Linked DNA regions of Homo sapiens: region 2 is linked to region 1. A link is a loop called in an ENCODE intact Hi-C map of the cell type or tissue named here. Cell type or tissue: GM12878. All regions are shown on one strand. Links, peaks and the distances in the headings refer to the core of each region. The heading gives the core; the rest is flanking DNA.

Region 1 (2,912 bases), core at 264-2,763:
CTTAGAATCCTCTCTTCTAATTACCTCATTTTATTTTATTTTTTATTTTTGAGACAGTCTCGCTCAGTCACCCAGGCCGGGGTGCCGTGGTGCGATCTTGGCTCACTGCAATCTCTGCTTCTCGGGTTCAAGCGATTCTTGTGCCTCAGCCTCCCAAGTAGCTGGGACTACAGGCACCTGCCACCACGCCCGGCTAATTTTTTTGTATTTTTAGTACAGACGGGGTTTCGCCATGTTGGCCAGGCTGGTCTCGAACTCCTGACTTCAAGTGATCTGCCCGCCTCAACCTCTCAAAGTGCTGGAATTACAGGCGTGAGCCACTGCGCCCGGCCTAATTACCTCATTTTACACATGAGAAAACCGATGCCAGGAAAGATAATGCCTTGTCCAAATGAGTCAGTAGCAGGTGGTCGCCACTGATCTTTCTACCACAAGGTCTCCTAATACCTTCCCTGCCCCTGGTGTCAAGCAGTAGTCACAGGTATGGGAACAGTCACCTAAAGACCAAGTTACTCAATGTGTAGACCACTAATGTCCACTATCAACACACTGCAAGCTTGTTTGTAGGGCAGAATCTCAGGCCCCACCCCAGGCTTAAACCTTTTAATAAGATCCCCAGGTGACTCATATACATATTAACTTCTAGAAGCATTGAGCCTTGGCTCCTACCTTTTTCTTCCCCTGAGTCTCAGTCTCATCATGGTTTCACCAGTAGGCAAAACCAATGGTGAAATAGTTTCACTTCTGCCTCTCTATTACTCAGTATCATGAACTTGCCTGGAGCCATCAAAGCTTTTCTGATTTTTTTTTTCTTCCTAACAGTATAAATAAAGAGTATAGGCTACCGAGTAAGACACTGTTCCAGATAATCCTGAACAAAATGATGCATTAGGTCCTTTGCCCTGAGTAGCCAGAAGTAGGGGGAAAGCCTGGAGGCTTTGGAGAAAGAAATGACTTGTCTCCAACTCATCCTTCCATGTCTCTTCTCTGCATACTTCCAACCCCTGCCTTCCCCCATTCTGTTAGTGTGTCCTTCAATTAGCCAATGTGGCTAATCATTTAGTATGAATTAGTTTAAGGTCTTACTCCTCCCAGGAATATTTGCAAAGAAGGGAAGGGTGGAATTTCAAACATGCGATTCCGGCTCAGAAAAGATTTAGCTGGGTAAAAGGGAGCCACCAAATCACGTGAAAGTAGGCTTGGGCCGTGGCTCCATTTCAGGAGATCCTAGTCTTCCACTTGTAGCACAAAGGTTATCTTTGCTCCTAGGTCTGTAAAATTTGCATTGTCTTATATGTAGTATTGCATGATTTTGAAAACATGTTAGATGATTTACTTTGTGTAAGGCTCATAACTATTCTGTGGGGAAGCTGGCATCATCTTCATTTTACAGGACTTAAACTTGTTTGGGGCCTTTTAGCTTCCAAATCAAACTCCAGGCTCCTTGCAATATGCTAATAAAATTGTCTCTCTTATGGGCGTTTCTTTTTTTTCTTTTTTTTTTTTGAGATGAAGTTTCGCTTTCGTTGCTCAGGCTGGAGTGCAATGGCGCCATCTGGGCTCACCGCAACCTCCGCCTCCTGAGTTCAAGCGATTCTCCTGCCTCTGCCTCCCAAGTAGCTGGGATTACAGGCATGCACCAGCATGCCTGGCTAATTTTTATTTTTAGTAGATACAGGGGTTCTTCATGTTGGTCAGGCTGGTCTTGAACTCCTGACCTCAGGTGATCTGCCTGCCTCGGCCTCTCACAGTGCTGGGATTACAGACGTAAGCCACTGTGCCTGGCCATGGGAGTTTCTTATGACTGGTTTTAGTTTAGTTTAGTTTTGTTTTGTTTTGTTTTGAGACGGAGTGTTGCTCTGTTGCCAGGCTGGAGTGCAGTGGCGCTATCTTGGCTCAGACTCACCACAACCTCCGCCTCCCAGGTTCAAGCGATTCTCCTGCCTCAGCCTCCGGAGTAACTGCGACTACAGGCACGCACCACCGCACACGGCTAATTTTTGTATTTTTAGTAGAGACGGGGTTTCACCATGTTGGCCAGGATAGTCTCGATCTCTTGACCTCGTGATCCGCCCACCTCGGCCTCCCCAAAGTGCTGGAATTACAGACATGAGCCACAATGACCAGCGTGGTTTTGTTTGTTGATTTATTTTATTTGTACACATCTTTTAAATAGATAATGCTCTCCTAGATTCAGTGTTTGAGAAACAAATTCTTCATGATACTCACTCTTCTGAGGGTATTTTCTTTTCATGGCCCAATCTTGTTTCACCGGTACATTCGCTGCTTCCTCCCTACCATATCATCATGGCCATCACTGTTCTTTTGGAATGCAGGGCCACTTCAGTCTCCAAGAGAACTGATTCTTATGTCGGAATTCTCTCTAAGCCAATCTGTTCAGCATACTTTGACACGAATGAATGGCCTCACCAGGGTGGACCAGTTCAGAGAAGGCTGACTAAGGAAGCAAAGAGCCTGGAAATCAGAACAAGAGAAGATTTTGCAGGCTTGGGACAAGTGTCTTCAATGATTTAAAGGGTTGTGATGTGAAAGAGAGATTATGTTATTTCTTAGGGGTAGAGGTAGATTTACTGTGAAGATAAATCTGGTTTAAGCTTTAGGGCTATTGTGTGGCCTCCTTCCAAGACGCTGTACCTAATTTTGAATCTTTAAATTTGTGTTATTCCAACTAAAGACCTCTTCCCCCACCATCAAATTACAGTATATGAGTTACACAAAAACTGGATATACCCCTATCTGTGTGGAACCAGAGAGCAAACCAGGACCTAGGATAGAAGTGAAAATCTCACGTGAGGGTATTTGTTCAATATATTAGTTCAGTAAAAGAAAATCTTTCCATGGGCCAAGACAATGCCACCAGGAAGTGGGTTTTGGTAGGCACCTTCTTTTTT
Region 2 (2,912 bases), core at 324-2,823, 300 kb before region 1:
GTCAGTCTCTATTATTACTAAAATCAGAGTTTTTAAAGATAATTTGGCAGATAGGAAGGCTTGGGAAGTGGGGAGTGCTGATTGGTCAGATTGGAGAGGGAATCAGAGAGGATCAAAGTGAGCTTTTCTTGCTGTCTTCTGTTCCTGGGTGGGACAGCAGAACAGGTTGAGTCAGATTACCGGTCTAGTTTCTCAGCTGATCCATCCAGTGCAGGGTCTGCAGAATATCTCAAGCACGGATCTTAGGTTTTACAGTAGTGATGTTATCCTCAGGAGCAATTTGGGGAAGTTCAGACTCTTGGAGCCGGAGGCTGCATGACCCCTAAACTGTAATTTCTAATCTTGTAGCTAATTTGTTAGTCCTGCAAAGCCAGGCTGGTCCCCAGGCAAGAACTGATTTTGTTTCATAGCCAAACCATGAACTGAATTCCTTCCCAAAGTTAGTTTGGCCTATGCCCAGGAATGAACAAGGACAGCTTAAATGTTAGAAGCAAGATGGAGTCGGTTAGGTCTGATTTCTTTCACTGTCATCATTTCCTCAGTTATAATATTGCAAAGGCAGTTTCACCAATGTAACAAGTGAAGGGGTCCCACCATCAGGAATGTGGGGCCTCTCATGGGGACTCCTTGGCTGCTGGCTGCTGGCTGCTGGCTGCTGCCCAGGAACATCTCAGCAGTGAGTGAGATGGTGCTTATGAGGACAGATGACAAAGAGGATTGGTGGCTCCTATGTCTTGGCACTACATAAGAGTTCCTTTGTTCACCCACCTTGCTCTAGGACATAATCCCAGGGAAAGGGCAGGAGAGAACCCTGAAATGACTAAAATTAAGTTACTACCACTTTTTGATGGAATTGGAGTTCAAAATAAAAATGTAAAAATTAATGCAAAATAAAGTTACTTTTCTTATTCACCTGAGTCAGAGACAAGCAAAAATGCCATGGGATCAGGGGAAAAGGGCATAAAGATTGCACTGGGTGGTTGGGGAGTGTGATTGCAGAAGGCTTCCTGGAGGAGGTGAGGCTGAATTGAACATTTTAAGGTTCTTGATATGTATGCCGATTTAAATTTCCAATAGTGTCAGACCTCCTGCTCTAACCAAAACAGTCCTCTATCCCAGGGATGTCATCCCTTGGATGCTCAAAGCCCTGTGGGAACTTCTCAGGGGGCTGGTACCAGAGCCTGGGTGCATACTATCCTCAGAGTGGCCAATTCCTGTGACCGGGCAGGAGCCCGCTGGGCACTGTTTCCCGCAGATGCCCTATCTGGCCAGCAGGGGGAGCAAGCTCACCGTGGCCCAGGGCGTGGCCGGCTCAGCAGGAGCCCCCGGGAGAAGGGCCGGTGGAAGCCCAGAGAGCTAGGAGCGCCTCCTCGCTTTACTAGCCTGCTAGGGAGTGGCACCTTTGTCACCGTTAGACTTTTATCCCTCAGCCCTCAGCCCTGGGCCCAGCCCTGCATTTTCCTCTAGAACAGTTCTTTTGGGTGCTACTCCTGACTTGTAACTGGACAAAGAAAGTAGGAGTTGATGGCACATCATGGTTTCCAGGGACCTCTTGGGACAGCTGGGAGCGAGGCTGGGCCTCTGGGGTTTCTCGCCTGAACTCTCCAAGCCTGTGGCCTGTGGAGAGGCCCCATCCACTGAGTCATGTAAAATGGCAGATGTTGACAAATAATTATGGGCAAAGATGCCCATCACACTCATTGAGCAGGGGCCATTCCAAATGTCCCTTCATACTACTACTGATAATAACTTGTAGTCCCACCGTATGATGAAATGTCATTTAGCAGTTAAAAACCCTGGCGTCCAGGGATATTTAATGACATGGGATAGTGCTCACATATAATGTGGATGTTTTTCTCCATTCGTTCTTCCAGAATCATGCTCTGCCCTGCCCCGCACCCCAGGAGGTTGGTCCCATGCTCCGGATCACCCCGACTCCCTTCCCCTCTGGCTCCAAGCTGGATTCAGCCCACAGGAGACACCAGCAGAAGATGGAAGGCTGGGAGGAGAGGCTGGGATCTGTCTCCTCCACTCTCTGCCTGTCTCAGGGCCTCCAGGACTGCAGCTTCCACTGGGCAGCCTCCCCTTGATCCTAAGGGTGGTAACAGCTTCCTGCTATTGCCAGCTGCTGGGTGCCTCAACATCCTTTGTTGGTTTCCTTAAACTTGTCCACATCTCTGTAAATCATCCTTTACTAAATAGCCCTTCATCTGAAGCATCAGTATGAATGCCATTCCTGCCAGGACTCTGACCAATGCACATGGTAAGTGAAAAGAGAAAAATACAGAACTTTGTATTTAAAAAAAGGCAGATACTTTATCTGTATTATTTCACTAAACCCTCACAGCAATGCAGTGGAATGCAGCCGAAAGGAGTGTTGACACCAGATTCAAATTTAGAAAGCATTTGAAAGCATGGTCTAATAATGTCTCCATGGAAGAGGAAGAACATGCTGACAAAGGAAGTGAAGAAGGTACTCTAGACATTTATTCCATTTAGAAGCTGCCATAAGTTACTACCAGATTGTATTTTTTTAATGCATAATATTTTAACTCTTAAGAATGTACTTCTGGGCCAGGCATGTTGTCTCACGCCTGTAATCCCAGCAGTTTGGGAGGCTGAGGTGGGTGGATCACGAGGTCAGGAGATTGAGACCATCCTGGCCAACATGGTGAAACCCCGTCTGTACTAAAAATACAAAAATTAGCTGGGCGTGGTAGCGCATGGCTGTAATCCCAGCTACTTGGGAGGCTGAGGCAGGAGAATCGCTTGAACCTGGGAGGTGGAGTTTGCAGTGAGCCAAGATTGTGCCACTGCACTCCAGACTCCGTCTCAAAAAAAAAAGAATGTGCTTCTGATAAAGAAGAAGGGGAGGAAAGGAGGAGGAGGAAGGTAGCTTGATAAAGTAGGAC

What was found. Hi-C counts contacts between places; a loop is a spot of excess contacts. Peaks named below come from ENCODE experiments on the same cell type or tissue, not always from the same donor. Only the 100,000 strongest peaks of a DNase experiment are listed, where the experiment ranks them.
Region 2: it touches region 1 in a loop (4-fold over the local background); 10 of 110 quality-filtered maps call a loop at or near these places.

Annotation. Positions count from the first base shown.
Region 1 is chr2:120,005,644-120,008,555 of GRCh38, forward strand. It overlaps LOC107985817 (a long non-coding RNA gene), which reads left to right and starts at 2,198. Exons shown (of 4, transcript XR_001739205.2): 1 at 2,198-2,538. RefSeq lists an enhancer at 1,330-1,624. In GM12878, for the core only: a CTCF peak has its summit at 1,661; a DNase peak (open chromatin) is centred at 698; H3K27ac peaks cover 870 bases.
Region 2 is chr2:119,701,746-119,704,657 of GRCh38, forward strand. It overlaps a transcript of TMEM177 not described here. Among named protein-coding and RNA genes, the nearest start is that of TMEM177, 24 kb to the left of the region's middle. RefSeq lists enhancers at 1-128, 129-734, 1,342-1,946. In GM12878, for the core only: a CTCF peak has its summit at 1,276 (motif pointing right); no DNase peak of the experiment used is centred there.